2 separate regions of the Homo sapiens genome follow, and region 2 is linked to region 1. The links are chromatin loops, found by intact Hi-C in ENCODE. Cell type or tissue: PC-3. All regions are shown on one strand. Each heading gives the region's core, and the rest is flanking DNA. Links, peaks and the distances in the headings are about the cores only.

Region 1 (13,242 bases), core at 1,754-9,753:
ATATTATTTCCCCAGAACTAATCAGGTACACCTAAGAGCTTCCTGGATATTTCCACCAGGTTGTCACAAGGAATCTCAAACGTAAGAAGTCAGGAAAGATCTCATAATCTCCCCTTATTTTATTTTATTGGGTAATTGTCACCACCATCCATTTATTTGGTCAAAAGAAGTGTTGAAAACATCCCGACTTGTACCTATTTCTTAGATCTTTACCCTGCCTTCTCCTTCTGACTCCTGTCCTTCACTAACAGTATCTAATCAGTAACCAAGACTCATTCATTGTATTTCCTTATGTTTGTTTCCTGCTCTCAGCTCTTGCAGCCCTACCTTTGGTCCTCAATTTTCTCTTGCTTGAATTATTCCAATAGCCACAATGTAAAAATCACCCAGTGCTGGTCTTGCTCTTCTCCAAACCATTTTCACAGTGCGACCAAACCTATCTCACTAATCTCTTACCTCTCACATCAAAATCCTTCATTTTCCACAGCACAAAGTAAACACTCAATAACTACAGATAACTAAACACATTTGCATTGCCATGTGAAGTCTCCTGAATCTGGTCCTGGTTTGTGTTTGTCCCTATTTGTCAGCACACGTCTCTGGAAGTGAAAACTCTAGCAAGAATATAGAGCTGTTACATATGACATTCCCTGTATCTGGGTGCACTCCTAATCCCTGCCCCAGCATGTCTCCTGAATTATCCTTTTCCTACAGAGGCTTATAGTCTAGGATGAATGAATAGAAATATATACATGTAAGTGAGCAAAATTTTTTGGATGCTCTTATATTGTGTTATATATTGTGGGAAAAAAGGAATAGTCAAAGTCACAGATTAGAAAATATTTACATGTCTGTCTCCCCCAAAACTGTAAGCCTCTTGATAACAAGGTCACATTAATCACAGATCAGGAACTTGGTATTTACTGAATGAGTAAATGAAGTTATATAAGCATTAATGTGGGTGAAATCCTTAGCATTATTAAAATTATGAGAATGAAGATAATTTATTTTATTACTACTTTAAGCACATGACTGTTGATATTTTATCAATGATAAAGTTGGATTCTAAGGAAACTTATAAATATTAGATTTTTCAAATAGGATTTTAAGGTCATGAGGGCATATATATGTGTGTGTATGTGCATATATATGTGTGTATGTGTGTGTATATATATATAGCTATAGGTATAAAACTATTCAAAACATATATATGTGTGTGTGTACATATATATGTATAGCTATGAGTTTAGTACTTTAAACTATAGCTTAAAGTACTATTTCAAATAGTATTTTAAGGTTGTGAGGGCATAATTAAGTAAAACACACACAAATATACATGCATATATTGTATATCTACATAATATATATATAACTATACATTAGTTTTATACCTTGGGTATAAAAACTATAAGTCAAAAGTTTTCTTAGTCACTGCCTTATTTTGCTTCCTCTTATTAGAGGTCTTAGTAGTCCAAAACCTTTAACCTCTTTAGGGAATTTTGCTTCTCATATAACTCGTTGATTTTAGGCTGCTTTCTGATCCTACAGAAACAAGGGTCTTCGAGTGAAAATAACTTTAAGATAATGCTGCCTTTATGAATTTTAGTTTTTCCTTACTCTGCCACCTCAAGCTTCCAGTTTTCAGAAAAAATGACTATAAGTTGTAAAAGGCTGGAAGCTAGAACACATGCACGCACACACACATACACAGGGGAAAAGAGAGCATACTTAAATATAGTGGAAAGCAGTTGCAGAAAAACATAAGATTGCTTTACCACTAAAAGTCTAACACATTTCGGTCTCTACCACTGTAACAGAAAACCTCACAGATGGATCAATCACTAGAGATTAATACTCTGTCTTTTCTAAGCCCCATATGATCTCGTATTATCACCCAGAATGTTTCTGTCAGAAATTCTAGTAATATAGCTACCAAAACCACATTAGAATGGGAAAAAAGGCACAAACATAACATTGATTCAACTTGCCCTAGAGTACTCCATTAACCAAATATTTCTACAGTCAACAGGAGAGGAAAACAAACATGCACACAAAATCCCAATAATGTATTTACTTGACTGTGCCAGAGTGGTTTGCTTTAGAAAATAATTTGAGTCCATATACTTAAAATGTTTATATTTTAGTAATTACAAATAGACATTAATATAATAAGTGATCATGCCTCCCATAAAATAACAATAGTATTTTTCATTATCAATCTTTTTTCACATTGTTGTTTTTATTTTTGCTTTTTCTTTTTGTGTTTTTCTAAGTATCACAAAGGCCAATCTGAATCCAGTTTAAGGCAAAAGGAATAAAAAATTGAATTAGTCAGTCTTGAATTTAATAAATTTTTACAATAGATCAAACAGATTTTGAACTAACATGTTTTGATCCACCACAAAAGAATGCATTTCTACCTAATCACATTATCTTCTAAATGAAGAAAAATCACAAATTCTATTCAATATCCAGGTATTTTTCTTATTCAGTATTCAGATGAGTCTATCTTTAATTAATTTATCAGTAATACTTTTCCTATGGTTTTTAACAAATTTTGCTACATAACAAATGTGTACTTATTTGTTATTCATAGCAAGATGATGAATATGCTTGCATAAAAAGTTAAGGACATCTTCTAAAATAATTCCACTGTACTGCCCTGAGCACCTTGAATAAAAGGAACTATGCTCTGGATGGCTTTTTGTTATTTCCTGGCTGAAGTCAATAGGTGCTAATTGTTAGAATTCATCATGAAGAATCCAGAGGCAGAACAATAAAGTGAAAAGGAAAAGTTAAAGAGGTTTTATAGAAGTCCTAGCCTAGAGGCTAAGATAAATTTTTTTGTATATGTATATTTTCTTTTTTCTTAAGTTATCAAAAATTGATGTGAAAAATAAAACCATTCATTAATAGTGTTTAAGATATACTTTCAGAACCATCAGTCACTTCACAGAAACTAATTTCAGTTCTCATTTATTCCTTCTGTGATTTATTTTATTTTATTTTATTTTCAGAACCAGAATCTCACTCTGTCACCTAGGCTGGAGTTCAGTGGCACAATCACGGCTCATTGCAGCCTTGACCTCCTGGGCTCAAGTGATTCTCCCACTTCAGCCTATTGAATAGGTACATCCCACTCTGCATGGCGAATTTTTTCTTTTTGTAGAGATAAGGTCTTGCTATGTTGCCCAGGCTGGTCTGGAACTCTTGGCCTCAGGCGATCCTCCTGCCTCACCCTCCCAAAATGCTGGGATTACAGGCATGAACTACCCTACCTGGCCCCTTCTGTGTTTTAATTCTTGGTTGTGTGTGTGTGTTTTTTTTCTTTGATTACAAAATCAAGTATAAAGTTATTTATTGAAGATGTACTTTAAAAGGACAAAACACTACACTTTAGAAATAAAAACAGCAGCTTGTGTTAGTAATATTTAAAAAAAATAACACAAGCATGGTATCAGGAAAACATATTTTTGGATACACCTTTCAAATAAGCTATTTGCTAAAACAGTAATTAAGGAGTGAGAAGCAAGGTTGGTTTCTCACCATGGGGGGTTTCACAAAAATTCAGCTATTTTAAAGTTCTAGTACAAAATAATCAGGGATAGCTATCTCTTCTGCTACCTATGTTGTTGTTCTTAAATTCCACAAACAGATGCATGCATGCAAAACAAGTCAGGTTCTATTAGACAAAAGTTCACTTGATTTATATTTCAACTAGATTTCCACTTAAAATGTTTTTTCTTAAAACAAGAAGAAAATATAAGCAACTAATGTTCTTAAGTAATTTTTTGGTGCATCATCTGCTGAGCAAATCCGCCCTGCTACTCATTTTTTTAAATAAAGTTTTATTGGCACATAGCCATATTCATTTGTTTACATATACTCTAAGACTGCTTTCATACTACAAATGTAAAGAGCTGAATATCTACAAAAGAGACCATACAGCCCACAACATACAAAATATTTGATATCTGTTCATTTATAGACAAATTTTGTAGACAACTCACTTTATTAGTTAGAAATTTAAATATAAGATATTTTGCTATCTCTTAATAGTCCTCTCTATAATTTGCCAATTCAAAACTGGTCTTCATGCTGAATTTGGCCCTCTATCTTCATCCCTTTGGCATATAATCTAATTGAGGCCCTCAAAATATCAAAAAATGTGAATGCCATTTAATTTTTATAGGAGAGGTTCTTATTTTCTAATTCATCTTGTTGATTAATCATATGTTTATATACTTAAAAATTTTTTTTATCTATATATTATCACTGCAAGTTTCTGTTGGTAACAAGCAGGCTGCAAATGAAAAGCAAATGAAAAATCATTATATACTACTTACATCCATTAGGATAGCTACTATCAAAAAACACACAAAAACAAACTAGCAAATGTTGGCGATGATGTGAAGAAACTGGAACTTTTTTTCACTGTTGATGAAATATAAAATGGTGTAGCTACTTTGGAAACAGTATGTTGGCTCCTCAAAAAGTTAAACAGAGTTGCCAAATTATCTAGCAATTCCACATATGGATGTGTGGCCAAAAGAGATGAAATCAAGGACTCAAAGAAATATCTGTATAACCTATGTTTGTGGGAGCATTATTCCCAATATCCAAAAGTCAGAAACCATCCAATGTCCATTGATTGATTAATGTTAAACAAAATGTGATATATACATAAAAAATTATTCAGTCTTAAAAAAGAATAAAATTGTGACACATGCTACAACATGAATGAAGGTTGAGACATTATGCTAAGTGAAATAAGCCATTCACACACAAAATATATAATGTATGATTCCACCCATACTAGGTACATAGAATAGTCAAATTCATAGATTTGTTGCTTAATAGGTATAGTTTCAGTTTTGCAAGATGAAAAGAGTTCTGTGGATGAATAGTGCTGATGGTTGCACAACGATGTGAATGTACTTAATCCCACTATTCACTTAAAGATGATGAAGGTGGTATATTTTATGCTATGTGTACTTACCACAATTTTTAAAAAAGAATTAATTTAAAATATTTTTTAAGAAAGCATAAATAAATTTTAAAAAATGATTAAATTCTGCCAACTTAATGTATTAGCCAAGAGTAGGGCTTTGGTTTCAGAGGGACCTCAGTTAAATCCAGGTTCTAGTACTTGAGAAGGTTACTTAATATCTGTTAGACACCATTTACATAAATGTAAAATAGAGATATGAATAATACCAATCCAAAATTACTTTGTGAGAATTAAACATGACTTTGCACAGAACTCAATAAATGTAGCTATTCTATTTATTATATTTATATGCACAAAGTTCTTATTTTTAAAATGCATTAATTACTTTTCTAAATATATAATAACCTCTTTAATTTTTCTGTAACATATAATTGCTAGCACACTGCTAGGTATATTGCAGAAGCTTAAAAATATGATCAACCAACTTTAAAATGTGATCAACCAACAGTGGCATTAAAAGAGTAAGAGAAGTGGAAAAATACCTGACTGTGATACAATCTCCAAAGACAAAAGAAGGGCTATTTTTTCCTGTAAAATGGAAACTTAACCAGGGAGAAATTAAATAGCAATCAGTTTTAAACTACAGTATTCTAGGAATGATAAATTTATTAGTAAAATATAAATGATAAGGCTCAATAGACAAAACTACCAAGTATTTTTTTTAAAAAAAGGAAAGAATAGAAACACAAAATAAGACTTTAAAGATCCAAAGCAGCAATTTTCCAATTAAATATTACTTTATTCTCATAATGGATGTATTAATATAATCTTTGACTGATTAACCCAAATACCAATATCTTAATCTCCAAATTTAACTTATGAATTAAGAGTTGGATGCACAACGTATCTCAGTAACAAAAGCAAAATGAACATCTGTTAACTTTCTGCCATGTAAGTTTGTGTATGGTGGGGGTGGGTGTGAACAGAGCCTCTGATGTGTAATGTTCTTTCCATCTGCACACCAGGTGGCACTGCATGGTTAATCAGAAGATGACAACACACATCAAGATTCCTTACATATTTTGAGATAGGAAAGTAAATAAGTCAAAACGTTGTTTTAAAAATAAAACTTTCTTAGATGTCCACAGTATTAATGCTTAATAATGCATTTTAAGAGTTTATGTTTCTGACTTCATATTGTAATCATTCTTGCAGTATTGTTTTTCCCATAAATTCCTGACATAACTTATAACAGTACTAAGTAATATGAGTTTAAGAAATAGAAAAGTAATATAACCAAACTAGATTGTATTTGGGAAGGTGGGAACAATATGACTGTTTTGGACACCTCTTAAGCCATTCAAAGGCAAGATCTGAAGAAAAACTGATTTGATATAAATTTCAATTGCATTGCTTCTAAAATAGATTTACTTAAAATATTTAATGCAGTCCCTTAAAAGCTTTGGTCTTGCTTTAGAGTATACAGGTGTTAAGCACTTAAAGTCAAAAAAGCTGTTTAAATGACAGAGAAAGAGATTATTAGATCACTTTAATCCTGCTAACGAAAGATGGCATAGCTTAACTGGAATAAACAGGAAATAAGGAACGGATAAAACATAAATTATCCCCCAAAATTTCACATTTCTGTACTTTGGTAAGATTGTTCTAGAAAGAAATATATATCATATATGGAAATATGCCTAGTTTCCTCCAACTTGCATCAATCCCTGCCATTTCCATGCCATTTTCCTTTTCTCTTACTAACCCCTCTTTTCTTCTGTGTATGTCTTCTTCAGTTCACCAAACTTTACATAGCAGCGATTCGTAAGATAAGAGCTGTGTGGTTTGTAGTGTGAAAATAGCTATCCAACAGTACATCTCCTAGCTCTATTTGAAAACCACTGTGTACTGTGCACATGAATACAATGTAGTCTTGAATTCTCCACATTTAGCTTCATTGAATTACAGTGGGCGGAGGGGAAGGGTTGTGTACTGTGATGTTCCAAAAGTCTTCTTGACAATATCCACTATCTCAGTAACTTCTAATTTTGTTAAGTATCCTAAAATTTATCCTTCAACATCAATATTCTACCTTTAGAGGACAATGCAGACCTATAGTATGATTACCAAACGTAAAACAAAACAAAACATCATGATGATCCTAAGGACAAATGTCATATGCTGAAGCCCTAATCTCAAACATGATGGTACTTGGAGATGGGGCCTTTGGGATGTAATTAGTTTTAGTTAAACTCATGAAGGTGGGGCCCCCATCATGGGATTAGTGCCCTTATAGAAAGAAGAAACGTCAGAGGTCTTTCTCTTTCCATGCGGATAAACCAAGGAAAGGCCATAGGAACACACAGGGAGAAGGCAGACATCTTCAAGCCAGGAAGAGGGCCTTCACCAGAACCCAGCCATGCTGGCATTCTGATCTCAGACTTCTAGCCTCCAGAATTGTGAGAAAATAAATGTTTGTTATTGAAGCCACCCAGTCTATGCTATTTTGGCATAGCAGCCCAGCAAGACTAAGATAATACCCATAGTATATGTTCACTAATAACCCCTTCCAGGTTCAAATGATAATTATCTCCCACAAAAAATGTAACTGGCAGCCATAAATAGCAGTTGAAAGACAACATTTTTCTTAGTTCAGTAATTTTCCAATTCTCTTATCAACTTCACTTTAAGAGTTAATTAAACCATTGGAAACTACTAAAAGAAAATTAATGCTTAAACAATGAAAATACCAAAAAGAACTGTTTTACTTCTCTAATTTAGGTAACTACCATAAGTAAAATATGTCTTTATTCCATGAAACATATATAGAAAAATATAATAAAAATTCCTCCATGTCTCCATCCAAAGAAATACAAAGAAGATAAACACAAAGAAGGTAAATGCAAAGAAGATAAAATATTTTAAAATATAATTTGTGTTTTATAAAAGGTTTTTTAAAATAAAAAGAATATAAGCTGTATAATGTTAAAATAACCTTAGTGATTAATAAATTATCTCCTTTTTTACAATAATACGGAAGACATCATGAGTTAATAGGGTTAATTAGAGTTAATAATTAATCAATACTTCAACAGATATTTATTGATCATCTACAACATGTAAAGACTTCTACGAGTAGAAAAAGCCATGATTTTAAAAAACATTTCCTTATATCATCATCTTCATCACAAAACGCTCATTAAATACCCTAGCGAGTACTACCATTAAAAATTAACCAAAAATACTTAAAGAAAATATCTGATATTCAGCACAGTAATGTAATACTTGACATAATTATAAGGCATCAAAGTAGGAATGACTTAAGAGTGGCTTTGAGTCATTAATCAGAACTAATGAATATGTCTTTGCATTTTGTCAAAAACAAAAAAAGATAAAAGAGGATGCTTGGAAAGATGCATGAATTTTAAGCAGTGAAGTAATCAAGTATAATCTCAAAATTTCTCAACAAGTTATTACATTGCTTTTCATTTCTTCCATTGTTTCTTTTTTTTCTTTTTCCAATTACTTAACTTCAAAAAACTTTATTGATGTTGTATTATGTGTTAAGAAATGTGCTGAAATTATGCAATTCAAGGATAAAAACCAACACCAACTCTCATAAATGTTTAATATACTGTGTTTGTGTGGGTGACAGGGGAGGGATATATGCACACAACCAAAAATGACAAAAGGAAAACTATATACTATAAATGACATATATTTCATTATATATGAACACAGAATAAACTTTTCTTTTCTTTTCTTTTGTCTTCTTTTTTTGTCTTTTCTTTTTATTTATTTATTTACGTATTTATCTATTATTTTTTTTTTTTTTTTGAGATGGTGCCTCACTCTGTCATCCAGGCTGGAGTGCAGTGGAACCATCTCACCTCACGGCAACCTCCCCTTCCCACGCTCATCTCCCATAATCAAACTATTTAGGAATCAGTGGCAGTTTGGTGAGCTTGGAATCAGAACAAGAAGATTCAGAGGTCTCTAAAATAGACTTCTCTGTCTATCTTACGACCTGGGCTCAAAGAACTCCCGGTCCATTGATTCAGGTGCCTTAAAAGAGCCACTGTCAATATTGCTGATATTTCTGCAGGTTCCTTTTCTTCCTCAATACTTCTAAAGATGACCAGCCCCCATTGCCTGCTTCTGCAGATTAATATGTGCTTTCTATAGATATGTTAATATGATCAAAGAATAATTGCCCTACATCTATTTTATCTCCTTCTGGGGCTTTGCATGAACTCATTAAGTAATGATTTAATGAACTCTCAGCTGGAATTCTATTTCCCTCATTTCCAAAATCTTGGGAGCCATTTTACAATTACACCGAAGTACTTACAAGTGACAGTAGATTAAACAATATTACAAATTAAAAAAAGTAGATTGGCAAAATACTCAAGACTTGCTTTTTGCTTAAAATTAAGTCAGGTTTATTTTTTAAAATAATCTATTCATAGTTGTGGATAGTGACTAAACAATTTACATTTTTATCTGGGGACAGAAGTAAAGCAAATGGTCTAAAAACTTAATTGCATTTTCCTCTGAATAAATAGAAAGTATACACAACTATGTACAATTTAAAAATTCCTGATTAAGAAGCCAATTAAGAATAACTTTTATAGAGAATAATTCTGGCTTTGTGAAGGCATGAGAGATTTAACTAAAGGCCACTCTGTAGCAAATTTAATACCACAATCTCTCGATGGATTTTTTAAATTATAATTATCTGTTATTTGTCTGTTATAATATTTGGGAATCTTCACATTTAAAAAAATATTATTTTCTGATGGTAACTAAAAGAAAACCAATTTGTGATAACAATGAGAAAAATGAGGCTAAATATAAAGACTAATTCTTCTTGAGTATCAGCTTACCCTCTTCAAGAATCTTAAGTGAGATGCTGAAATGTAGACAGAGTCATGTTGGCTTTGAGTCACAATTGAAGTATGGATATTTGCACTTGTTATTTTTTTTTTTACTTTCTTTATAAAACTCACTTTCCATGCTTTAGTTGCCATTTACTTCTTTTCTGTTACCTTTGATAGTCTTAATTTTCTTACCCATCAAAGAGTGTTAAGAATATCGACATCAAGGACCATTTTAAGAGTTAAAAGGATAGATCATGTTAAGAATTGAGCCTGGAATATTATTCACTGTTACTGCTATTATTACCAATATCACCACTGCTAATATCACTATTCCTACTTGGAATAGTGTAATACCAAAATTATAATAATGTAAAATGTATTCCCCCTGGGTTTGGGCAATGTTATAATACTCCAAAATTGCCAACTTTGTTAAGCAACCTATAAATTTACTTTATTTTGGAAAACAGTCAAAAGAGTTGCATTTTAAAATCAATAACTAAAAATACGTATAAAGTTCCTACTATGTACCCGCCACTTTGCTAGGCACCAAACATCTGTCAATGAAGAAAGCAGACAGAATCTACAGTCTTTAAGAAGCTTAACTTCTAGTGGTGGAAACAAACATGTAACTAGTGAATTATAATAAAGAAGGTGAAGAAGTGCTATACTACAGTAAAAAGTCCAGTCTGAACATAGAGAGCAGGAACACAGAGTTTGTGTGGGGTGGGGGGTGAGGAAGATGATTCATTAATCCAGGCTAAAGTATGAAGGTAGGGAGTAGATCATCACAAGTAAAATAATTGTATCAAATAGAAAAAAAGCATCGAAGTCAAGAACACAAATATGAAAACAAAGATAGCTCTAGGTCCATGTCCAAAACTTGAGGTTAAAAAACTTCAGATAAGGTAAAACTAAAAACAGTTCAGAATGGCTGAATCACATAATTTAATAGGAGAAGTGACTAGAGACATAGCTGTGACCAAATCAAGAAGAGCCTTGAAAACCTTCGTGGGGACTTTTCTTTATCTGGAAGGAAATATGGAGCTATGGAAGAGTTTTAGTGAGGAATAATGATCAGATCTGATTTCAGCATGATTACTACTTTTGTTGTGTGAACAGTGGTGGCCAAAGAGACTGGTTGAGGCCATAGCAGTATCCCAGTGGCATTAAGTGAGGGGAGTGGTGGTAGCAAGAAGTAAGTTCAAGGAAAATCTTTTGGGTGGACACAAGTAAAGCACTTGGTGTTGAAAAAGACTATTCATCTCTACAACACCTTCCTGTAGTTCCTGTTTCGTAGTGTCTACTGTGACTATTATAATTGATTTCACTGCATTTTCCCCTTAGCCCCTTCTTTCTCATGCATTCTAAAAACAAAAATTCAAAGAAAGAAAAACTTGGCAGAAGAACATATAAAGTTTGATCAGTTACCTAAATGTGTCTTACTGGATGTTCTTTCCCTTGCATGCTTGTTTAACCTTTTTGGCACTATCATGTTTTATGAGGCTATGAGATGAAAACTATCAGAAGATGAACAATCAGAAAGAGAAAAATAAATGGGCTTCTTTAAAACAAAGACGAAGGGTCCATCTCTTCAGTTATCTATAACAGTGACTCTTAAACCTGGCTCTAGAATAAAATTACCCACAGAACTTTAAAAAAAAAAAAAGGAACTATACCCATGTCCAGCCCGTCTACCACACTACGTCCCACTCCTGAAATTGTGCAATATGGTTGTTCTTTTTGAATGTCTTATGATATTTCTGACTCAATTTAATACCAACCTAAACAACGAATTCAGATTTCTTTATTGTTTTTTAAATTCTTAGCACAGTGTTTGGGACATTGATTGTAGTAATTCAATACTTATTTAACTCACTAATAGCTACTTATTGATAGGTGTTGAGTATACTATGGGAAAAAGGTGTTTAGTCCATCAGAGCCCTTACATTGTATAGCATTGGCTATCAAACTTTAACTAGAGCCATATTTAAAAAATACATTTTATTTTAATGCAGTGTGAACGTGCAAGCACACACATCAAACACACATACACACAGGTGAAAAACATTTTTCACAAAATAACACTTGCCCTAACCATAGCCAACACACTTTGATATGTTCTATTCTATTATTTTCTGGTTATTTTTATAAAATAAAAAGGAAGAAACAATGGTTGTAACCTATTATGTCAATTTCAATACCAAACAAAGAGAGCCATCCAATATTTTTTAAAAGCCTTGTATAGTAGATGTTCCAATTCTACGTCTCAATATTTTCAGTAACATGCTGTCCAGGTGCTCTGATTTCAGTAAAACCACCAAAACTTTAGAGTCTTTAACAATGACTCAATTACTGTGAAGATAACAGACTAATTTTGAATAAGACATAGGGCTTTATCTCAGTACTTAGAAGAAGCTAAACTTCTCATGGTTCAAGAGACATAAGTCTTTAGAAGTAACAATGATGTACATTCAATGAGATAATTTCCTTGGACTGTGGTAGTATTAGAGAAAACTCTAAAAATGAGAGACTTTTCATGAGCAATATCATGCACTATAGTTAAAATCAGGAAACATGTGAACAGACTTGACTTAATACAATGGGCTTAATGAGCTATCTTCATTATGTCATAGTTAATTAAAAATATTTTTTATTTTACACAATCTAACGTAGAATAAGATAGTAGTTATAAACACATAAGATTAATAACTATGGCATTTCCAACTACAGAAAGAGAAAGTATCTCTTTTTTTTTTTTTTTGTAGACGGAGTCTTGCTCTGTCAGGAGGCTGGAGTGCAGTGGTGAGATCTCGGCTCACTGCAACCTCCACCTCCCCGGTTGAAGCGATTCTCCTGCTTCAGCCTCCCAAGTAGCTGGGATTACAGGTGCACACCACCACACCCAGCTAATTTTTGTATTTTTAGTAGAGACGGGGTTTCACCATGTTGGCCAGGATGGTCTCGATCTCTTGACCTCATGATCCACCCGCCTCGGCCTCCCAAAGTGCTGGGATTACAGGTGTGAGCCACCACGCCTGGCCTACCATCTCCATTTTTAAAAACTACCTATGTAACCAACATGTATGCACCAGGTACTAAGAGTGTTTTCTTTGCTACTAAGTACTTTACTGATCTCCTGTGTCAAATACTAATGATGATGCACACCTGTAACAGAGACTTTCATTTCTATCCTCTCTCAATATCTGTCATCCCCTTTCCCTATGATTCTAGACGTTTGATGGGGATTATGTCCACCCAGCAAAAGGCAATACTTCCCAGCACCCTCTGCTGTTGCCATGCTTATATGATCAGGTAACAGACAATGAGATGAAAGAAGAATTGATTTGTGTAACTTCCGGCTCATAAATATAAGACTGAAGGAGCTGCTTCCCTCTTTCCCACTTCTATTAG
Region 2 (13,242 bases), core at 2,968-10,967, 360 kb after region 1:
AATTCAATTTTTATTTAATTCTTGTCACTCAGTACCAGTCAATTAAGAATATTTGAATCAAATAAAATTTCAGAATGGCCAAAAAAAGACACATCCTTACATTATGTACATAAAATCACACAAAATTTCTTTTATTTTTTATTTGTTATGGAGTTATGTAAGTATATGATGCCATTATCATGAATTTTTGTGTCAATTGATCAAAGTATACTTTCATAAAAAAATCTAAAATGGCTTTAGAAAACATTCTTTAATTTATTTTTGCAATGTAAATATTTCAAGACAAAATAATGCACTCTCTAACTAGCACCTATGTATAACCCAATGATAGGATACTTCATTAAATCAGTCTTTGAGCTGATCCATGTACTTTTTTTTCTAAAATGATGAGTTCACATAAAAATAAGGTATTTTTGACAAATAACTTCTATTTTTTCTGACTTCCTCAAATATAGCATATATTTTGGAAATCCAACGCATTTATTGAGAATAAGAAGAAATAAATAAGAAACAGTTACTATGCTAAGGACAAAAAATCATCAGAATAAGATTCACACTGTATAAAAACACCTTGATCTTTCCCACATGCTATTACAAACACAGAAAGTTCAGAGATCATTGCTATAAGAGATTGAAGTTTCTTAAAAACATTATATCCAGTGAAGAATAATATTTTAAGTATTAAGTATTTTCCCCTCTGAAAGCTATTTTTAAAGAGTAATTTCTTTATTTTTCCAAATTACTACAGCTTTTCAAAAATGCCTGATATCTCTTTGGCAAATCTTTGCACAAAGAGTTTGAATTTTCCTGAGAATCATGCTCATTAATGAAACTGAAGGACAAAGCAGAGAATGTATTCATAAAATATTTTGATATGTTTCAATGTCTCTGTACTTGAAATTACCATGGCTTAGAACACTCTTCATCACGCATTAGTTTTATTTTTATCTTTTAGTATCTCAGAAAGATCCTCATTCTACCTTATCTAAATTGGCCTCCCTAATTTATCTCTATCTCCTTGGGTGTTAACTTCCTCTATGAAAGTTTTCTCTATTTGTAATCACTGATTCTCTTTATTGATTTGTTTTTGCATCTCTCTCATCATACTGTAAGCTTCATTTAGGTATCAACTTTGTCTTTTTTTTTTTTTAGCAACGCCATTCAGTGCCTTGCATAGTGCCCGGCAAATAGTAGAGCTCAATAAATAAATGTTCAATAAATAAATGAGTGAAATAAAACTTAACCATACTTTTTATTGCTTACTTGCTCACAATGGGCAAGTGACATATTCGTATATGTGTGGAAAAAATCCTATTTTCCAAGTGGGAGCAATTATTTATTATTATTTCAGATACAACAATTGTGAAATTTAGTCAATATTTACACAATAGCAGTATGAGAGCACAGAGTAGTAACTTTGGAAAGAAGTGATAATTCTTTCCACTTTGCCATCATTTACATTTTTGTCAACTTTAGAAAAGGAGAAAATGGTGAGAAAAATCTGTAAAAAGTTTACACACAAAAGAATATTTCAATGAAGGAAAATATGTCAGCTTACTATACCATATTTTGTTCTTTCAAAATATTACAAAATTGACATGGGACATAATGGTGTTTGATGTTCTAAGAAAAATACAATATGTTTAGGAGACTGTATATGTGATGTGGATGCATCACTATGAGAACTATATAAGGAACTGCTAACATTGCAAAAGCACAGATTTTCAGAATGGTACGTATATGTGCTTAAAATTGCTGGTGTGCTATACTTAATTTTTATTCTATTTTAAAGGGTCATTCATTTATCTTTTATAGACAATTTTCACAGCTTATCATGAATCCCTAGAGCTGCTATGATTAAGTCAATACATTTACATAAATAGTATGTAAATGTACTTAAGTATAGTGTTCTTGATATAGCCTAAGGTGTTTTATGTGAATATATCCAACATTTTGCTTTTTGAAGGAGAAAAATGTATTTTTATGCTTCATCACACATACAGTAAATATCCTTTATGCTTGTAGATTCCCACCTTGCTTCACATCATCCATTTAATTTTTTATATATGCAGCATAATAAATTCATGTTGCTAAATTCAAACTTTGTAAGAGTCTGACCCATTGTAAGTGAATTTCATATCTTTCTCTGTGCTTCACTGATCTGGTCAGAATATGGACTTCCTTTTATATTAATGAGGATTTTGTTCTGTGTTTGAAGCCATGAAATCGGATGAGAATGTGGGAAATACCAGAAAAATACTGTTCAGTGATACTGTTACTATGAATGCTTTAAAAAAGATTTTCTTTCTCAAAAAAATAATAAACTGCTTTGAGCTTTTTAAAAGTCACAGAAAGTTAAAGCTAGTTCTATGAACTAATTCTGTAGAGGAGGGAAATGAGGTACTAAGTGTTGAACCTATAGTCACATTTCAGCTAGTGGTAAAAGCAGGAATAGAACTCAAGTCTACTACTTCGCAAACTGATGTTTTTCTCAGACTCATCTCTGGGAACTCAGTTTTTAAACAAAATTTAGAAAATAATAATAATAATACCTCACATAAGATTGTTTTCAGGAGGAAATGAAACGAGATAATAGATACTATATACCATGCCTGCCCCATGGTAGGCATTCAATAAACTATAGCTGCTGTTATTACGATCATCTGCAATTGGCATTATTTTTATAGTTAATCATTACTACTACAAGCATGAATAATCTTACAGCACTTCAGTATGAGACAATCTCAGGATGGGTAGAGCTCGCCTATGATTGGAAGAATTCAGCACTGTTTTGGCAGACCCTGGCTGCACCCAGTTTAAAAGTAATTAGTCCTACTCAACCAGAGTAATCTGGAAATTGGCTCTCAAACCATATTTGCAATTTTATGTGAAAAGACATGATTCAATATACAGTAATGGTTAGGTACTTTCAGTGTTCAACCCTTAGGTCCTTGTGTAAAGAGGATTGTTGTCAAAATGGAACGAAGTTTTGCGTGCAAAATAATGGCAGGAGAAGCCCCTTAATCAGATTTACACAGAAAAGGAGGGGATTGTGACATCATGTGAATGCCAACAAGTAGATGCACTGAATGTGAAAATCAGTTATTTTTAATGTTAGTGTACATATTAGCATTAATAACTGGACATAGAGTTGTCCTTCCAGCCTCTGTGTTTCATAAAGGGAAAAAGAATTCAATGTTTGTCATGTTACATTTGAACAATATATTTACTTCAAATAAAGACATTAAAATACCTTGTAAATTAAGTGAGTTCCATAAGATATCCAGTGGTCAAGTAAATAATGGGAAAGTTAGTGATAAACTATAGGTGAGGAAGAAATATTTTCATGATAATAATCACTTTTGTAGTAACAATCATGATGGTAGTGACAAATGCTTGATAGGTCAAACCACATGTGTACTCAACTGATCCATGACTTCAGAGTTACTACTATCAGCAGGACTTTTACTGGAAAAAGAAAACTGTAATATCTCTAAGCTCAGTTTGTCATCTTTAAAATAAGTTGGATTTTACCAAATGACCACTTAAGTCTCTTCCACCACTAAACTCTCAAAACAATTATATTGCTGATTCAAAGATACCCGTTTAAAGATAGAGCCTTCATACATATGGACCCAGAATCTATCAGGACTGAGGATTGAGGGGAGATGTTCCACCCTGTGAGGTTCTATTATAATAGGTCAAATTGACACCCAGGAGTATTGGAGGATTTGGCAGTGAGCCCAGAGATACTGTTTCCATAATCACAACCTATTTTGTTCCTGACCCCCCAGGACAGCATAGACCTAGTTTTGACTTCAACAGGAAATCCCAAATTCAGAGCCTGAAGCAGAACTGCACTGTTTTGCAGAAATGGGAAATCAGTTGCAGTGTGCTGACCTATTCCCTTAGTGGAGGTGATATAAGTGGCATCACAAAATCAGCTTCCTTTTTTAATGCTCACATATCTTGACACTTATAGCTTATTACATCACATATTATCCTCCATCCAGATATTATCTGGAAGGTGGTCGAAGGTATTCCGTAGTCTTTCAGCCTCAGGATTCCAGGTTTTCAAAATTTTAAAGAGAAATCCATTCCAAATTTCCTTTGTTTAAACTATTCCAGAAACTGAAGTGCCTCTAAGTATAAATGACAGGATAATAGAACTTTAAGTCTTCCTTGCAGTGACTATTATGCTTTCATTTTGCACAGTAGAGCTCAAAATGCCTCACTTTATGCTGATGGTGAGCACTTTTAGAGTTTTTCATCTTCCTACAGTTAAAACATATGACAAAGTGGCCATTTGAAAAAGAAATGAAGGGGAAAAGTGAGCATGAAATTCACAGAAATTGAGACCATAATAAATACTAAGTAAGTACACTTCCATCTACATCTACTTGTAGATAAAATTTCAAATATGCTACACCAAGAGATTTGCATTGACAGATTACTTTTTGTTTAAAACTAGATACTCTGGGAAAAAACCAATATTCATAGTAAAGACAGATTGGAAATATAATAATCATCACAAATCAATGTAAATCAAATACATGTATGTATGTAAACATTTAATAATACATAAATAGTTCTGTAAAATATATAACTAAAGGAACTTAAATATTAAAAATTAATGTTTTTATTTCAAAATAATTTCTATATCCATTTGGGTCTGGACACAGAAAGCAAATTATTATGTATATAGCAAAATAAAAATAAAATAAAATAAATGCCCTTTCTGAATATGAACTTTAATCCTTAAATTAGTGTAATTTTATATTATAATAAAGGTAAAATAAAAATTTCATATAAATGTCCCTCTTATTAAAAAATGGAAAGAAATCAAAATGAAGCTAATTCTTTTAGAAAAAAATTATATAAACAATATAATAGATTTTTTTTTACCATAAGTGTACTTTCTACTGATAAACATGTAAAGTTAAACAGACAAAAATGAAAACAGTAATCATCATGTACCAAATATCATTTTGGGAAATCATATTAGAATTGTTTAAGGCAAACTACATTTTTAACTCTTGATTAAAAATAAATAGTGGCATCTTTGACATAAGTGGCCTAGTTTTTCAAATAAATTATTAAATATAATTAACAAGTGAAAGATTTTAAAAACGTTACATTTTAAAATGTATCTAAACACATATAACTAAAGAAATGGCATCTGTGTGAGAGATGAGGGATTCCATTTTAAAGATCAAGAAACCCACATCAACTAGGGTAAAAGCTAATGAATCAGTACAGAATTTAAAACTTGATTCAAAGTTTCTTTTAAGAAATGTATCACATAATGTCGAAATGATATAAATGATAATTCTTTATATTTTGTAATTGTTTCTACATCAGGCTAAGATGCTAAATCATCCTAAAGATTGGATATTTTGTAAGTGGTTATGTTATACTAAGAGATGTAAAAGCAAAAGCTTAATTATCATGTGATGATCTTTTATCATAGCTCAGTTTTGATTTGTAACATTTAATTTCGATTCATTTAGCTATAAAATATTTTATATTGTATTTTGATATCTTTTAAGCATTACAAACAGCATTAGTAATAGAAAGAGATTAAAGTTATTTGAATACCTGGCTTTATCATGATCTAGAAGTGCTTTGCGATTCGTTTTCCTGCTTTATTAACATTTATGGAATTCTTTGCACTAAAATGTCAGCCCCATAGTTTCATGAATCATTGCAAAAACATCAGGGAGTATCATTTATAATGTACAGCAATCCATTTTGATACATGAAAGTAGACCTGGTTGCAGTATGCCATTTTTGGATTCGATTTTCATGTAATTTGAGGTAAGTGCTAAATTATGATCTTGACTGATACTTACTAGTGAGCCAGTCGTGGCATTAAAGTCGATATGGATCAAAATGAAAGAACAGAAAAGAAAGGCATTAGAAATACTTTGATTTAATAAACAGGTTATACATAAAATTTTGTATTTTGGTATGCTAATTTTAATACCTGGACTTAATACCTGACCAAAGTGTACTTTCACTTTTATTTCCTTAGTAAGTCTTTCTTCAATTATCTTTTCCTGTATGGTCAAACATTCCAAGTTTTTTTAATGAAAATTTATATCATATAAATCTTATTTGAAAGTTTTAGAAGATGAAATATAATTCAGAATTCAGGAGAACTATGAACTCCTATGTCAAGTATCTAAAAATTAAAATAATTTTAACTTAATTATTTTATGAATATATAGATTTAGCATATAATTATAATTGCAACAGTTTTCTATTATAAATAGATATTCTGGTAATACTTCTTAACCTAATGCAATCCATCATGCATTTTTGAATGGTGATTTATTAAAAATATACTAAATATTGTCTTTTTTAAGTGTAAGATTTCACATACTACAAACTGCAAAACTTTACGTAAAAATTAGAGTTCAATAAGTATAAAAGAATACATTTTTAACTGAGTAATTTAGAATCTTTTCTATCATAAATCTACTTTTATAGGCATATTAAAAATCTAAATAGCAAAGGTAACACTCTGCAAATAAAATGGTTAAGAGATATGAATAAATCAACTGCGTAAAACATGTTGAGCTTTCCAGAAGAGAAATGTTAAACTGTTAATGTTTTATTGTGAATAACTAATAAGCTCACATCTGATAAGTTTTCCAGCTCTTAATATAATAACTTGTGTTATGGGATTATCAGTGATATAGGCCCACAACTAGACAAAAGATGTAGCCAAAAAAACAAATCTATAAATTCACTTGAGAAAGATCACAATGGGTTTTGTGATATTAAACAACTCTTTTCAAACTTTCCTTTATAAAATGTTTAAAATAACACTTGTTAATATAAAAAAGAATATGTAAACCATTAACAGCAAAACAATTACTGAGTACAATTAATCCATCATACAACTTAAGATAAACTAAAGATAAATAAACTGAAACATTTAATTACATTGCAAGAGACGAATAAGCTGGTTTTGACATTTCTGAATTTTAAGTATCTTCTCTGCCTAAATATAAGCTACTTGGTATTTTATTTGCATCTTTTTATACAGTTAAAACTCTCTTTGTTTAAGGGTTGAAGTAGTAACATTTAAATTAGTGTCTATTTAATTTAATAACTAAATCCATCAAACTATAGGCCTATTAAAACGATTTCATTTTCCTTGCTGGTTAATCTAAAGTGCTTAATCTTAAAATGTTAACTGTCAAAATAATAGACCTTTTTTCCCTCCATAAGAATAACTTGAATTTCTTACATATTTCCTGTCAATCATTCCATCTAAACTGGGTGTGCATAAATTGTTCCACCACTGTGACTCTCTCTTAAGTTTGTAAGTTTGGACAGTGTTACTCACCCCTACCACAAAAAGGAAATAAGATCATATTCTGAAATGGATTTACATTTCTATGCTTATAGTCAGAATGTATTTTTAGTGAGGGGAAGATCTGTTACACAGTCAAATAACTGTTTGAGAAAACAGAGTATTATGGAATACATCAATGTGTTAGGGATAGGAAGTAAAATACCACAGAATTTATTAATCAATGTTACACATACTTCTTCCTTAGGTGAATTTTTTGCTACTCAGGCCATTACCTTTTGTGTTCACATATTAGTAAAAGCTGCACTTTTACTTTTTTTTTTCTTTTTTGGAGCAAAAACTTTAATAGGCAAGAAAAAAGAAAGGAAGAAGAAAGCAGCTCCCTCGTACAGAGACGGGGGGGTGGATTTGAACAAAGAGAAAACCCCCCAAAGATGCACTTTTACTAAAAAATATTATCATTAATTCTTTGTTATATATCCTGGCATCCTATAATGTGTATGACTAAGTTCATGCATTGACATAAGCAAACACAGTGTTTCATTAATGAAAAGAAGACTTTGGACTGAGAAAAAGCCCACTGACATTGTCAGCCAGTTACTTCAGTGTTATATTCGAGGTGGTTTGATATTATTTTTTGTGTGTTAAACACAAAAGCCAAAATGTAAAAGTCACAGGACTACTTTAGGTCTTACAATCCAGAGTTACATGGTCTCAACAGTTGTTCTTTTCTATTTTAATTTAAAGCACTAAACAAGAAACTATTCACTAAGTTTTAGAGCTGCATTTTAAACAGGCCAGCCTTTGAATTTCTAATGTTTTTATGAAAGCTTCAATAAAAAGCTGTGGTTTGAAGTAAGAACATATTATAGTTTTGTAAGACAATTTCCAGTTGGTATAATGAGAACCCATATAATCTAATTGCTTAACCAGTAACATTCATTTTTACTATTATATAATCACCTATGTTCTAAGTAAATTTTTATTAAATACAGTTCCAATACAGATATTAGGAAACTTATTTTATGCTACTGTAATACTAGAACATTGTATAAGTGCTCAAATAGTTTTGTCAGGGCAATTCCCTTCCACGGGAATTTAAAAATTATTTGTGTCATAGATGAATGAGAAAACTTTAATAATAATCCATGAGACAATAACACATACACACACACACACACACACACACACACACACACACACACAAATGATCTAAAGGTCTTATTCAATATTGTATGCCTTTTATAAAATTAAGCTGATTCTCCTAGATTGTAAACTGGGATATAATTAAATACCAGAGTAAAAAATTGGGACAGCTACTGGAATTACAAAAATAATAATAAATTAAATAAAAGAATGGTTTAAGTCCTGGAAAAATTCAATCTAATGTTATAATTATAAAGATAGCAATGTGAGCATTATATAACACTAATAAGAATACTATGTAAGTTTTACATAAATAGAACTCAAAATAGGGGCTTAAAATATTTCCCAAATGTAGAATTTACCAGGTAAGTAAAGTGATAATTTTTAATTTAAGATATCTGGTTTAATTAATAATAATAACTTGTAACTTTAAATCTACAAGAGAGCCTAAAATGGGTCAGCACTGGATCAGTGTTGCATAGAACCTGACTTTAATTGTCATTTTAAAAAAATCAATAGAAAGCAGTGGTTCTCAAATTCTAGCAGGCATCAGAATTGGGCTTGTTGAGACTCAGATTAGGGTTCACAGTTTTTATTCAGTGGGCCTGTTATGTGGTCTGAGAACAGGCATTTTTAACAAGTTCCCAGGTGACACTCAGGCTACTGCTAAGAAGGCCCCATTTTGAGAACCACTTTCTGAAGTACAGCATAATGCGTTCAGCACTTTCTTTTATAAAGCCTATCATCACATTCTCAAAAGACACTTATTGACTCTGGAATCAAATATTAATGAATTTGGGAATTACATGCAAGCACTATCATTTTATAATCACTAAAACATATTTTCTGATAACTATGGATACACGAATAATTTGTCCTGGGATAATATAATCATGTTTCATTATAAATGGTATTATATAACTTATAATTGGTTATACAGTAACTATTGCTTTGATGTGAAAAAGTGAGTATGTTTTCCTTTTCCTAACTGGTGCTTCCTTAGTCTACTCAGTTCTGAAAGACTTTCCATACTTTAAAGGAAAAAAGAGAAGGCAAATCTACTTCTAGAAAGAACTTATTACTACATCTGTGACATGTAAGTATGTTCTGGTGAAGAGACAACAGTAAGGGCTTGTAGAAACAACCACTTTCATACAGTTTAATATTTAATATTAACAACATCCTAGTCTGCTCCTTGAAAGGAGGATGCTGCTTTACATTCCTTTGACTTCCCCACCAAGTCTCCAACAGCCTGAATTGTAAGAGGTCCCGTACATCATGGATGCTTCAAGGGCAAGGTCTGTTAATTATTCCTCAGTAGCCCCAGCAGTTAGAAGAATACCAGTTGCATAGTAGGTACTTAAGAAATGTTGACAGACCTGGACACAAACCTCATGAATAGTACATGCATAATGGATATTTAATGATTTACTCTGAAAGACATCCTAGTTCTTTTGAATATACAAGTTGCTTTTTCTCAGCAAGTTCATCCCTTGCTATAAAATAAAAGATGGGCTAGTGTAGGTGTTTGTATATTAAGGCAGATAACTTCACAAGTGTCCAACTGGCCTTATGCTACTAAGTTTGCCCACGTCTATGATACAGGAATTTTAATAAAAATGTTTTAACACTAAAACAAGTTTTATTGTGTACTTTTTAATAATTTAGATATGACTTTGTACACATAAAATATATTTTTAAAATATGCACATCATCATTGTTACTTGTAATATAAGCTATAGGTTTAATGAGAATAGAATGGTGGGAGACAAATTTTACTCTGTTATGGCTGTAAGAAGGAGCTTTATAACCCAGTACTAGGACTTCTGAGGCTTAAATCGACTTGTATATTGCCCCTAAAAATGTTTCTACTAATTTCTACTCCTAAAGTATATTAATTTAGATATTATCTTTGTTTTTTCATCAGCTCTGAGAATTGTATCCAAAAACATACGAGGGAATTAACTGCATCCATTCAGTGACAACTGCACCATTACAAAGAAAGGATAGGCATAAAACTCAATGACCAAAAAGCTATGAAGCAGTTCCCTCCTTCTCTCACTGACCGGTAACCCAAACACCCAGGAAAAAACAATTGCAGAATATAGGATATGTGACAGGGGTGAAATTGCAACAGCATCATAAGCCCAAATGTCTCGATAAAACTAAACTAATTTTTTCCTAATATAATATGAAAGACCACTAATGACAAAACACTTGAGTAATAGAAGTCATTCAGAGACTCAGAAAGAAAGAAAGAAAGAAAGAAAGAAAGAAAGAAAGAAAGAAAGAAAGAAAGAAAGAAAGAAAGAAAGAAAAAAAGAAAGAAAGAAAGAAAAGAGAAGAGAAGAAAGGAAGGGAGAAAGGGAGGCAAAAAAGGGGAAATAATAAGAGAAAAAAAAGAACAAAAAAAGAAAAAGTCCTACTGCTCTGCCTGTTTTTAATACTGACACCCCATAAACAAATCTGTCCCTGGGATATGATACAGAGGCCTGGAGTCTGTGACCTCCTTTCTGAATCTATCAGGAGACACAGCCCACACCAAAACACCAGGAGTGTTGCTTCTGCCAAATATCCTTTACTAACTTCAAAGAAAGAACGGGGAAAGAGCTGTAATAATGCTTAACACGAAATACTGCCTTTCTGCTTCCTTTCCTTTCCCCATAGACTGAATGAACTGTCATTATAAGACAACATACTGCTGAGTTAATGTAACTTAAAAATTTACAGCAGGTTGTATGCCTGGAGGCACATTATGGGGCCACCTGTAGGCATCTAATTCCAGTGAAAATAATAAATAATTGTGGAGCATTCCTCAGAGTCTAGAGAGAGTGGATAAGAATCGTGTTGCTTGTTCACTCCAACATGGATTCTGTTGTGGAGGAGGATTAGAGAACTGAACTCTCTCCAACAAATGAGTAATCCTTCTCCCCACAAAAGAGTCCGCTAAATGCTACACCAGACACCTGGGTGCCAGATCTACACAGCCATTTTTGTGCACTTCTGATAATCCACCTGCAGAAATTGCCACTTGGCAATTGCTTAATATAGCACGTTGATCCATTTGAGGACTTTTTTTAAACAGTAAAGAAAGCTATTTTGTTTGTCTCTCTGTATGCTGTTTATCTTTTTGAAACTCCTCCTCACATTTTGGCAAAGATAGTGACAGTAAGAATATCTGTGATATGCCTCCAATCACTTATTTGGGAGAAATTAGTATGTGTATTTTAGCAATGCTCAGCAACCTTGACCTTTTTTTCACTGGAAAGAAAAATAAATTTACTACAGAGCTGCTTTTTTTTTTTAAAAAAAGAAAAAAGAAAGAAAAGGCCAAAGGATTTGTTATCGTGCTTTTGCCACAAGGTAGGTGGGTTAGTATTTATCCTGTGACTACTCAGAGTATGCATGTTGTTTATTTTAGATAAGATAAAATATTCTAAGATAGAGAAATTTTACATATATGTGTGTCTATACATATATAACATGAACTTTTATTAAGCAGGTTTCAAAAGATAGTCTAATTTTTGTTCAGTTGGGTTATAAATTACTTATAAACTTTACTAATGTAGTCCTCATCTTACAGCCACTGCAAATACGGTTTGGGTTTAAAATCTATGACAACCTTTGATCATAACAATCACATGGTTTGGAATTAAGAAAACTAGATTGAAATGATCATGTAAGTAAGTAGTGAAGATTGGATGCTCGGTGGTATTCAGGTTCACATTTCCTTTCCATTTGTACTACACGAAGGGTTAATAAGGTTTGCATAACCTTATTCTTTGAAGGCTTTTTGGCAGAGGCAGACTATTTAAGGATTGCTGCCAAAACAGATTTTAACCCTTTTAATCATACTGTTAATAACCACATTGTGCACGGTACAGAGCATACTGCACATAAGGCAATATCACTCTGAACACAGTTTGACCTGATACCCAATCAAGGAAAGGTTCCTAGAGACGCTTGCCATTTTGGTTGCTATGGTGAGTTTCATATTTTGTGGAAACCACTGCTAGATGTCTTAAAATAGAACTTTGTCAAGAAAAACATTGGTCCAGTGGCATATGCTGGCAGAGCCTACCAAGGTTGCTCAAATTCCCTTCCTTTGTTTTTCACTCTCCCCACTGGGGCAACTGTTCCAAGCATCAGCCCACTAGTCTGGCAGGCAGAGAATCCAGAAACTTGCTGCTAATTACAATGTTGACAATTCCCAACCTGTTTACTGGCGCCAGCAATCAAACCGCATCCTCTCGAGTGAACCAAAAAGCACTTGCTGGCTTTAGCTTCCTGAGGTTCCAAGCTGGCTATATTAATTACTGTTAACTTAAAACTGTATGTTGTACAGAAGAAGCTTAATTAGCTGGTATGAGGATTAATATCTATCCTTTACACAATTTAAAACATTTTGTTCTTGGCCAAATTATGTGAATCCATAAAATATTTTTCTTTGGACAAAATATTGATTATTTTAGGTGTGGCTTCTCAGTGCCAATTTTTCCACTGGATTATTTTCAGTTGAGCAAGACAATAGATTTTAAAAAGTTAGTCTGTCTGTCTATCTACCTACCTATCTTGGGATTATATCTACAACCTTTTTAAAAAACTTTAGAAAGAGAATGAACATAGTTATTTACAGTTATTGTTTATAATTAATAAAATAGGAAAACCTATTAAATGGGATTAAATGGTCAAAAGGATATCAACTTTCTATCTTGATGAATTTAAAACAAAGATAGTTACACCATTTTTCTAGTGAACCCTCAATGCTATGA

The links. A loop is a pair of places that touch in the nucleus more often than their neighbours do. Peaks named below come from ENCODE experiments on the same cell type or tissue, not always from the same donor. Only the 100,000 strongest peaks of a DNase experiment are listed, where the experiment ranks them.
Region 2: a loop joins it to region 1, with 3 times the contacts of the local background. A loop is called at or near these places in 2 of 110 quality-filtered maps.

Annotation. Positions count from the first base shown.
Region 1 is chr1:97,663,175-97,676,416 of GRCh38, forward strand. All of the region lies in intron 8 of DPYD (dihydropyrimidine dehydrogenase), which reads right to left. Among named protein-coding and RNA genes, the nearest start is that of DPYD-AS2, 130 kb to the right of the region's middle. In PC-3, for the core only: a CTCF peak has its summit at 5,995 (motif pointing right); a DNase peak (open chromatin) is centred at 5,977.
Region 2 is chr1:98,023,319-98,036,560 of GRCh38, forward strand. All of the region lies in intron 3 of MIR137HG (MIR137 host gene), which reads right to left. Among named protein-coding and RNA genes, the nearest start is that of MIR2682, 15 kb to the right of the region's middle. In PC-3, for the core only: no CTCF peak of the experiment used is centred there; DNase peaks (open chromatin) are centred at 5,723 and 7,353; H3K4me3 peaks cover 3,528 bases; H3K27ac peaks cover 3,678 bases.